Linked DNA regions of Homo sapiens: region 1 is linked to region 2. A link is a loop called in an ENCODE intact Hi-C map of the cell type or tissue named here. Cell type or tissue: heart right ventricle. All regions are shown on one strand. Links, peaks and the distances in the headings refer to the core of each region. The heading gives the core; the rest is flanking DNA. Region 1 overlaps PARD3B (par-3 family cell polarity regulator beta). Region 2 has its middle 160 kb from the start of INO80D-AS1.

Region 1 (5,383 bases), core at 287-5,286, 1.1 Mb after region 2:
TTCAGCAATAAAAAAGGAGCAAACCACTGATGCCTGCAACAATATGGATGAATTTCACAAAAATTATTGAATGACAGAACCCAAGTCCCACAAAATAGCAACTATGATTCCTTTTATATGCACTTGTAGAACCAAGCTAGGGTGATATTATAGAAATCAGAGCAGTGTTTGCCTCAGGGGTGGGGAAGAACTAATTGGAAAGAGGCACATGGCAACTTAGTGAAATAATGAAAAACAGCTACGTCTCTGTTGGAGTGGTGGTGACACATGTGACTACATTTGTTAAAACCCATCAAGCTGTTCATGTAAAACCTGTGCCTTTTGTTGGTCAATTATACCTCGATTTTTAAAAAAAAATAACAAAAAATTTTACCCTACCTTGTATATCCATATGTACTGGATATCTTTTAAAAACTAAGAAATATAAATGTTACAGTTAGGCCTCCCTTCTCTCTTCTCTGTCATCCCCAATATTGTAATTGTCTTTTGAGGTGAATGTTTTACTACTGGTTCTTTACCCATTTTAAGCACCAAAACTTATTTCAAATTTAGTACTTTTCCTAAAATTGTTCAGGAGTGCTTACTTTTTAAAACAGAATTCACGCATCTTTTTGTATAAATTATTTTAATCATCATAAGCATCAATTAATGTACCCTGATGTAATACAGGGCTGTCATGAGAGACATGTGTGCTAAAAGGGGCCATTCATTGTTCCTAAACCTAGAGCTCCCACACTTAGTTTTGTTTTTTGTTTTGTTTTGTTTTGTTGTGGTGGTGGTTGTTGTTTTGAGACAGAGTTTTTTGATCATCGCTCAGGCGGGAGTACGATGGTGCAATCTGGGCTCACTGCAACCTCTGCCTCCCAGGTTTAAGCAATTCTCCTGCCTCAGCCTCCCAAGTAGCTGGGATTACAGGTACCCGCCACCATGCCCAGCTTATTTTTGTATTTTTAGTAGAGATGGGGTTTCACCATATTAACCAGGCTGGTCCCGAACTCCTGACCTCAAGTGATCCGCTCCCCTCAGCCTCCCAAAGTGCTGGGATTACAGGTGTGAGCCACCACACATGGCCATTAGTTTTGTTTTATTCCTATCTGCCCTTCTTGTTTACTATTAGCCTGCCTCTTCTCTCACTGCCAGATGCCTACTATATTTTTGTTTTCTTATTTGCAGCTAGAATCATTACGTGGACTCAGGTGTAACTTCTGCAGACAGACATTCCCTGATCAACCTACCCAGGGCTGTTTCTAGCTACTCACACATCATCCTGTTTCTTTATTACCACATTGTAATTTCATGTTGTTTTGTTTTTCAAACTCATGTACTGTTTGCCTACCCTCAAAAGCATTTGTATTCTATGGATGCACAGACCTCATCAGTCTCACATACCATTAAATGGTTAGCAACTTAAAAGAGTGTCTGGCACAAAATACGTGCTTAGGAAAGTCCTGCGGATGGGTGATGAAGTGTCTGGGGGACAAATGAATAATGAATGGCTGGGGAAATCACTGGCTTGAGAATCAGACAACCGAGTCTAAATCTCCCACTTTCAGACCTGGGGCTTGGACTCAGCTATAGTTGCCTTGCCTGCTATGATAGGAAAAACAGCTTTCGCCATATATTACTGTTGTGAGGACTGAATGGCATTCACGTCCTCTTTAGGGTAAAAGACTGAGAATGAAGCCTAGTCAAATTGTGTGTAAAGCAAGAAAAAGCAGATCCTGAACAAGATTCTACCTGTAAAGGATATACGCTTTAGTGTCTGTCCTTCTTATGCAGAGCTTCACTGCTCAGGTCTTTCACATGTAACACCTCTATCTATGTATCTGTTAATTATCTACTAGTTATTTTATAATCATTACATTATAATTATCTTTATCTTTTTACTTACCTAATAGCTAGATTAGTAAAATGCCCTTTCTTCAAGTGAAGTGCTTATTAAAGCCAAATCAAGAACCACCTCCCTACCTCTTACTTCTTTAGAAATTGTTTAAAATACTGTTTACTCCTCTCTAGATTTGAGAAGCAAATAAGGACAGAATATAGAGGGACATTAAAGTTTAAAAGGATACAATTCACAATAAAAGACTCAAGAGTAAAGCCTACAAGTAACTTAAAAAGCAAGATGGTGTAGAGTTCAAATAAGTATTTGGTTTATGTAGTATCTGCCAAATTAGGTAAATGAAAATTATTCATATAATTACCCAAATATGTGAACAGCATAGAGCTAAAGTTAATCCAATTAGAGAAACACACAGAAGAATTTATTACAATTAGATTCTCAAAGTAGGTAGATGACCTTTAACAACTTCTGTCCTAACAGATATTAAACAGTATGACAGCAGTCTGGGCACATCTCTTAGGACTTAAACACACTGAATAACAAGTCAAGAAAACCGCATAGCTAGCTCAATAAAAAGCTGAGCAAAAAACTAAACAAACACAAAAAATGAATACCTTTCCTCCCAAAATGCTCTGTAGGCATGGATAAGATACAGTGACGAGATCATCTAAATGTCCCTATATACAGGGAAACTGAAGATGACATTTTATCCAAAACCTTTTAAGCAAAACTTTTAATCCTTCCTTGTGAAATATTTTCTACATTTTTATATAATTATATGCATACATATATATTACATGTATGTTATATATATAACTATCTATCCATGTATCTATCTATAAAATGTGTATGTATAAAATTTGGCAGATAAGTCCTAAAACAATTGCCATATGCTTTTCCCATCATTTTCTGTATTGTGTGGATTTCTGAGAGAATTATAATCTTTTGGAAAACAAAACAAAAATAATTATATTTTTAATGAAAACACATTTAATGTAGTTTTGAGTCAATAGTGTTAAGAATAGGTATATATGTAGCCGGGTGTTTTTCTTTGTTTTGATTTTGGGAGTTTGGGTTTTTGTTTTTTGAGTTGCTCAGTAGTAAATGATAATTAAAGAACTGTGTGACTGTCCATTTTAATGACTGTGTTTTAGATATCCAGACTTTCTCTTCCATGCTGTCTTTAAGAATAAAGGGACAAGAAAGCTTTAAAATTGGGTTTTAATCTACTTAATGCCACAAGTAGATGAAGAAGAGCCACTGGCCTTGTATACATTTACAAAAGATCTCATAGCTCCATCTAGCTCCAGATGAGGGAATTTAGAAAATAATGCAGAATTACACCCAACAGGACTACCAACACATAAAAGGGAAATCAGGAAGAGTCAAAATGAAACTATTATGCAAGCAGTGAGTTTGTAAGTGCAGGAAATTTGTCAATTAACACTGATTAAAAAGAATATTCATTAGTTAATTGACAGTTGATTTTCTAAGGAAAAAAATCATTCATATCATTATTATTTACTTTTCTAGCACTTCAAGTTTAAAAAATACAAAACATAACGTGAGAAGGGATTAGAATTGAACTTTTTTCCCCCCATTGAAAATGTTATTCTGTCTCATACATTGTTCTAAGTGTTCTGAATTCTGCCTTGAGCTCAGGAAAACAAAGAGGAAGCTACTTCTAAAGTTAAAATTGAAGGATAGATCAGGATATGATGCAGAAATATGACATGATTAGTATTTTTTATTCAAACAATAGAGTCTGTTGAGTTGTTTATAGTCTATAATAAATCAAAGGGAAATTCACACAAAGTCCCCAAAAGGGGGTTATTTAAAAAGAGAATTACAATTCATGAACAGTCTACAAATATCTCTGTAATGTAAAAACACAAAAATATGCAGTAAAATACTAAACAATTAATGTGAATACAGCTAGGAAAATAACTTTGGGCCTAAAATTAAAGAGAGCCAGGAAGAACATCTAAAGTCATTACTGCAAACTGCATTTCCCTAAACTTTAATGTCCCAATATATGATATATGTATGTATGATTATATATTAAAACATAAGGAGTTGCAGTTTGGATTTGATGATACAAAATTAAAAAGCATAAATCTTTTATTATGTTTTAAAAATATTTTCAAACAATTTAAAATGTCTTAATAATAGGCAATCCCACATTTCTCTAAATATAATTTGTTGCTGAGGATCTCAAAACAAACATCAAAATCCCTGAAACCAAAAACAAATGGGTATTTAAGCAAATTTAACTAGTTTCCAAATAAAATATTCAAAAGACACAAAGGAAACATTATGTGCACCTCTTTCTTCACTTTAAAAAACCAGCTCATTTTTGTGTATTATTTTTATTCAACTGAAATGCAACAAAACTTCCAAGTTAATTTCACAGAGCTTAAAAGAAAATATTTAATTATTTGCTCTTCTTGCAAACTCTTCAACATGTGTCCTCATCTTCCTATTTTACTTAGCAAAGTGATCAGATGACCTTAATCAACCAGGACAGCTCTGGCTTGAAACGCTTACCCCGAGCATTTCATTCTCCTCCATCTTTGAGATAGAGACATGACCACCTATTTCCTGGCTTGTCAAGAGTATTAAATCCCTAGCAGAAGGATAGAGCTTCACTATCGGTGTCTCCTCTTGCTCACAATGCCAAAACCTAGCATGCAAACAGAGCACAGGCATTTGATAGGGACTCTTAGCAACTTTCAAATTAATTAACATCATTTTTTTAACTTCAGCTAGGGATATTCTGAATTATAGTTACAGTAAGAGGTATTCTGGTAGTTATCCAATTAATTGTCATGCTCAGCACTTTATTTGGCTTGAAGCCTGACAGCATACTTAAGTTTACTGGCTTCTCAATCTAAGGGGACTTTCTCTACCACCCCATCCAAAATGCTTATATTGGGGGCCTTGGAAAAGGGCAAGAAAGAGAGAGACAGAGAAATGGAGGGCGAAGAGGGTGTTATCCAGAGAAAACAAATACCTGTTTCACTAGTATGCATAGGCAGGTCTGGAAGAGGGTAGAAAGGAGGAATCAGTGTCCTCTGCAACCTGTTCTCACAGTAGGTACAGCCCTATCAGAAAACACTATGCTGACCAGTGGCTGAGGTAACAGAAAACTGGTAATTGACTGGATATCACTCACCTGCAGCCATTGTGAAAACAAGGATATTCTGACATTTAATTATAAACAAAACATTAAAAACACCAGACACATATCTTTAAAACAATTCCAAAACACTTGAGGAGAGCAAGGCAGGAATATCAAAAAGTTAAGGGTAGAGATGAGACTGAATACCCACATTTTTTTTTCCTGTTTTCAGTATTCTTTGATCCTAGATAAGAAAAATATTCATTACCTCCATGTCTCAGCCCAATGTAACAAGACTGCATAAAAAGAATCACAGCCAACAAAAATAAACTGTCTACATTAAAAGGAAAACCTCATACTGCATCAAAGAAGTCATTGAAATATTTTGTTTCCTTAGGTTCCTAGGTATTCCTAAATAT
Region 2 (5,383 bases), core at 150-5,149:
GGCAGTGTTTCCAAAAGGTTCAGAGAAGCACAGGGGGACTGAGCCGCATCTTGGTCTGAACCTCTGTACATCATTTGGGGCTTCCCAATCGCATAACACTGCCAGCTTGAGACCTCACAGGATACATCTGTCTTTTTGTCCAGGCATGGTGGAGATGGTCGTCTGTGCGCTTTACCTCCTCACCTTCCTGATGAGGCCAGGCTGTCCTTATAGTGATTTGGAAGAAGGACTGCAAAACAACCATCTCTAGCTGAGGGCTTTTCTTTTCCTGAAATTTTCGCAACATAGATGCTGTATGTTCCTATTAGTCTTAATAAGCACTCTGCTGGGGATGGTGGACAGCCTCTTGGGTGAACATTTGCTTATTGCCTCTTCCTAAAGGGCCGTAGTGGGGCATATTAATAAAACATATGCCGCCTTCAGTAAATGGGATCTTTATTTACAATGGGAATTAAAACATGGGGATATTACCTATAGCAGGCCTTCACCATTTGTTTCTATGCATTTCTGAGAACACTCCACATATGTTTCTAGATTCTTCATCTTCCAGGTGAAGAAAAGTCATGAAATCTCTGCATTAAACTGCTCATGTAACCTGGAAATGATTATGTTGGAGTTTCAGATCCAAATCCAAGCCTCCAGTTTCTTTGCACTTCAGTACTATTTTTTCTTTTCTCCTAGCTAGACTTGAAAATATTAGCTTGCTGGACCACCAGATATGTCTGCCATTTTGAATGTCTACTTCTTTATTCATATTGTAACCAATGCCAGCTAAGACTGTCCTTACACAGTTGTATAAATGACCACATTCCCATCTACTTTGTAAATGCTTTGGCATTCAGAATGCATATGCATTTTATTGTATTTCCCTGTATTACGGCTTTTCCACTGGGAGATTAAGAGGCTAATTCAGAGACATGTGATTACAGGAAGATGTGTGAGGAAGGCAACAGGGATCCTATTCTATAAGGTCCGCTGGGCCCAAACAAGGAATCCATATGTTTCCATTTCCCTAATAGGCAGAGAAAATAAAAAACAAAGAGGCCTAGAGACACGCACCTGCACAAGCAACCGAGCAGAAGTAACCTATAAACACATGAAAAGCAGCTCTCCAACAATTCCATCTGCATTTTATTGAAAGAAATCTTTGAAAAGGAGAGAGAGAAGGTACAATTTACAAGAACCATGGTATAAATCCTGCCACAGTGCCAATTGCTAAAAGCACTGGAGCCTGGGAAGGAGGGAGAAATCCATTCATTCATTGCCCCCAGAAAATAGGCATCCAGGCTGTGGCATACCTCATGCACCCCGTGGGATTTACACCTCTGACTGGCTGATTGCATGAATCACCTTGGATTGATTGCTTCTATATAGAATGTTTCTTTATAGTGTATATGCCTTCTCATCGCAGCTCAGCTCAATTCCATTCTGCTGAGCCTCTTCGGGACACTTTCCATGAGAGATGCAGGAGAAGGTAATGTTGTGTTTGTTGGTTTCTCTGGTACATTTCAGGACTGATTTACTCTTATGCCGGGTGCAGAGCGAAATTCCATCATTCCCACATCAGGTGAATCCTAAATCAAGCAGCCCCATCCCCATTTCTACAAAGGACCATGCACTTTTCTCTTTCTGTATTGTTATTACCCTTTAAAAACTCCCTCATGGACATGCATATGTCTTTTCCCTTTCCTTTCCTCTCGCTTCTCCCTTTTTTCATGGGAAAATAATTTTGTCCATCGGATATATCACTCAGCATGTCTGGTATTAATGCTTAAGGCGGCTGCTTTCAAGGTTGATGTTTGCTTCTCTTTAAGTTTTTTATTAGCTCTCCCTGAGACACTGGGTTTCTCTTCCAGGGCTGTCCATCTGTCTCAGCCTTTTAAGGGTTTTGGTCACTCTTGTAGTTGTTATTTTTCCCCGCTGTTGTCCTCATTCCCGGTGCTCAGGCCACAGAAGATCTCTTTGGAAAACCTTTCAGATCATCGGAACTGGCCACACTAGACTGAAGATTTGAGAGACGCACAACTTGAGAATGTTCCAGGGTCTCTCGGACAGAAGCACCACGGAGCAAACACCGGGAGCCCAGCTCCTGTCGCTGGCAGCGCTCCTTGGCGTGTGTTCATGTTGCTGGCGGGCACTAGGTGGCGCTCCAGGCTCGCTCACGGGAGGGAGGATGCCCGGCTGTCTCGAGAAGCGGCCCCGGACCGGGAGGGACCCTGCCCGACCCCTCCACCCACGCGGGAAGTCGCGTAGCCCACACAGCCCTCTGGGTGTCTCTCGGGCTACCGTGTTTCCACCCTTCTCTCAGACTCTCACCCCTGTAGACCTGTCAGGGATGAGCCTCCAGGATTGTGGAGGGCATGGGCTGGGGCTGGCCTGAAGGATTTAAACAAATGTTGGTCTTCCCCCAAGGCCTGAAATCTCTTCAGTTCATTTCTTAACATTAGTGTGGAATACTCTATCCCGGTTACTTATTTTTACCACGAAGAGGAGGTTTCTATGAAAGAAAGAAAGAAAGGGAAGGAAGGGAAGGAAGGAAGGGAAGGAAGGGACTTACTTAAGAGCCCGTGGGAGGCAGCTATGGGAAGATGACGTGAGCCTGTTTTCTAAAGTAAGAGAGTGTGCAGGTTGCTTAATCTCCTTGGCTCTCTGGACCTCAGCTTTTCTCTGTAAAATGGGAACGATAACGCTGCTGTGAAGATCAAATCAGACTCAATGTCCTTGAGGTCTCTCTCTCTTTTCAACAGGGTCTTACATTCTGCCGCCCAGGCTGGAGTGCAGTGGTGTGATCACGGCTCACTGCAGCCTTGACCTCCTGGGCTCCAGCGATCGTCCCACCTCAGCCTCCCAAGTGGCCTACCAACTAGCAAATTTTTGTATTTTTGGTAGAGATGGGGTTTCATCATGTTGCACAGGCTGATCTCAAACTCCTGGGCTCAAGCGATCCGTTCGCCTCGGGCTCCCAAAGTGCTAGGATTACAGGCGTGAGCCACCGCGCCCGGCCCCCTTTGTTTTCATGCCATCAGTCTCTCCTGGTTTTTATTCTCTTTCTCAGGCTTTTAAAACGTCTCCTTTGTGGATTTTTTTTCCCTTTCTACTTTTTCTTAAACGTGGGTGTTTCCTGGGTTTTAGCCATACCAATTTATTCTTTTGCTGTGGTGCTTGTTTTAAATAACCCCGTGTGCTTTCTCTGGAGAACATTGACTACCAGGTGTCAGCTTCCCCTGCTGGTTCCTAGATCCCGGCCCACTTCCCGCCTCTGTCCAGGGCTCTGGATCCAGAGGTCAGCCGCCCACGGCGCCATTCCACAGAGTCCTCCCGGGAGTATTTCAAGCTCAGCATGCTCTGACCTGAGTTGGTGCAGTTTTCTTCTCCATTGCCCTGCTCCTGAATTTCCTACCTCACCCATGATACCATTTGCTACCAGGCTTCCAAGGCAGACCCAGGGCGCCACCCTTGCCTCCTTCTCCTCCTTTATTCCTCACAGCCAGTAGGGAATACAGTCAATACAGAGCTTTCCATCTGTACCCCTTCCCCACCTCCCCACAGCCCCCCAGGTGGGCACCCCCCACCTGCTTTCCTTGCCTCCAGGCTCCTCCCTCTGCCATCCTTCCATCCCGTCCCCAAATGCAGTCAGAAAGAACTTGCTAAATCAGCTGGGTGTGGTGGCATGCACCTGTAATCCCAGCTACTCGGGAGGCTGGGGCAGGAGAATCACTTGAGCTGGGAGGCAGAAGTTGCAGTGAGAAGAGATCACACCACTGCACTCCAGTCTGGGTGACAGAGCAAGACTCAATCTAAAAAAAAAAAAAAAGAACTTGCTAAATGTGGATGTGATGGTGTCACTCCTCTGCTTCTCATCCTGTTGTGATTTTTGTGAAGAAAACCAATCACAAGTCTTATAAGCTCTAACCCCTGTGGCTGTCATCCCGCTCCCCCAGGCCCAGGAGCTCGCTCTCTTCTCCTAGAATCACAACTGGGCCCCCAAGAATCTTCCTCAGCTGACCTCTCTCCCTGCCTGGGTGTGGAGTGGGGCTCTTCTGTCGTTGTGTCCATCACGCTGCATTGTAACTTTCCTAGCCGTGGCCTCGCTGTGTTTTCCCTGTTCTTCCTCCCAGCATGGGGGCTCCATAGGGCAGAGCTCCGAGGTCTTCCTGGCACACAGTACATGCTCAGGGGTGTCAGCTGGAGGCACACTGAGTGACTGAGGGCACTGGACTCTGCCCACTAGCTTCACTGGGTTCAGTGAGAATGGAAGCGTGTTGTCGGGTGGAATATCTGATGTGGGGAAGAGAAAGGTGAGTTAGACGCAGAACCTGCCCTCAGTGAAGACACATCCTGAAAACTGCATTGATGCAGCTTCATTCAGGTTTTCAGATCCCACCGAAGAGCCATGCCACATTATCCACCTCCCTATCCACTTCTGCACAAGTCTTTCCCATGGCTGGAAGCTATTGAGGGGCCCTTCCGTTTCTTCGGGCTCAGCCTTGGGTCTGGAAGGACTCAAGCACTGCCCGTAGGCACACAGACTCAGGGTTTGCAGGCCGAGTGAATGGGCCTTCCAGACTCTGGAAGGCATCTCTGGCTGTGAAGAACTTCCTCTCACCCCGCTCCCTAGATGCTTAAAGTCTCGATCACATTCCATTAGAGCTGTTTGGAGTTGATTTTCTGGCAATGTCTCCCAAGTGGCAGGGTATCATCTATAGCTCATGACTTTTTTTATGCTCAGGTTCATTTAATCATAGCCAAGGGTCTCCTAGTTCATCAGGATCAATATCCTGACAGGATGCAATCCATCAGCTTGGGCAGCATGCCAAGGGGTGGGCTCTGAGCATCCTGGTGCCTAGGGTGGTCCTGGCTGTGCCAGGCAGAAGCCCGTGTGGCCTCCCTATGCCTCAGTCAGCAGGGCCCGCCATGCTGGTGAGGAGCCAGACATGCCTTAAAGTGGTGCCCGGTCCCCAAGGCCCATGGGACCTTGGATGCCTTCCATGGTGTACCTGCTGGGTGAGATGTGTCCCTTCCAGGATGCTGTGTATGGAATCAGAGATGTGAGGCTTGAAGAGCTCAGCACCCTTGGGTCATCTCGCCTTCCCTCCCACCAGGCAGAGCATTCCCCAGAGTGTCTTTCCATCTTTCCTCAGCTCTGTCCAGCACAGTTATAGGAGTCTCATGTGACTGAGTTTCAGCCACTTTCCTTGAGGGAAAAATTCCACACTCATACACAGTTGGTGGTCTCAGAAAACGTGCAGCATCATATGATGGATGATGTGGGGGCAGAGAGCATTCCCTGGTTGAGTACTTTGCTGTTCAAAAGAAAAAAAAAGACCTTAACTGTCTCTCTCTCTTTTCATTTTTTTTTTCTGTTTAAAAATTAAACAGGTTA

The links. A loop is a pair of places that touch in the nucleus more often than their neighbours do. Peaks named below come from ENCODE experiments on the same cell type or tissue, not always from the same donor. Only the 100,000 strongest peaks of a DNase experiment are listed, where the experiment ranks them.
Region 1: a loop joins it to region 2, with 4 times the contacts of the local background. A loop is called at or near these places in 7 of 110 quality-filtered maps.

What each region holds. Positions count from the first base shown.
Region 1 is chr2:204,869,550-204,874,932 of GRCh38, reverse strand. The region is part of intron 2 of PARD3B (par-3 family cell polarity regulator beta); the gene reads right to left. Among named protein-coding and RNA genes, the nearest start is that of PARD3B, 330 kb to the right of the region's middle. In heart right ventricle, for the core only: CTCF peaks have their summits at 2,953 and 3,152; no DNase peak of the experiment used is centred there; H3K27ac peaks cover 791 bases.
Region 2 is chr2:205,922,776-205,928,158 of GRCh38, reverse strand. No RefSeq gene overlaps it. Among named protein-coding and RNA genes, the nearest start is that of INO80D-AS1, 160 kb to the left of the region's middle. In heart right ventricle, for the core only: CTCF peaks have their summits at 1,939 and 2,144 (motif pointing right); a DNase peak (open chromatin) is centred at 2,158; H3K4me3 peaks cover 677 bases; H3K27me3 peaks cover 3,077 bases.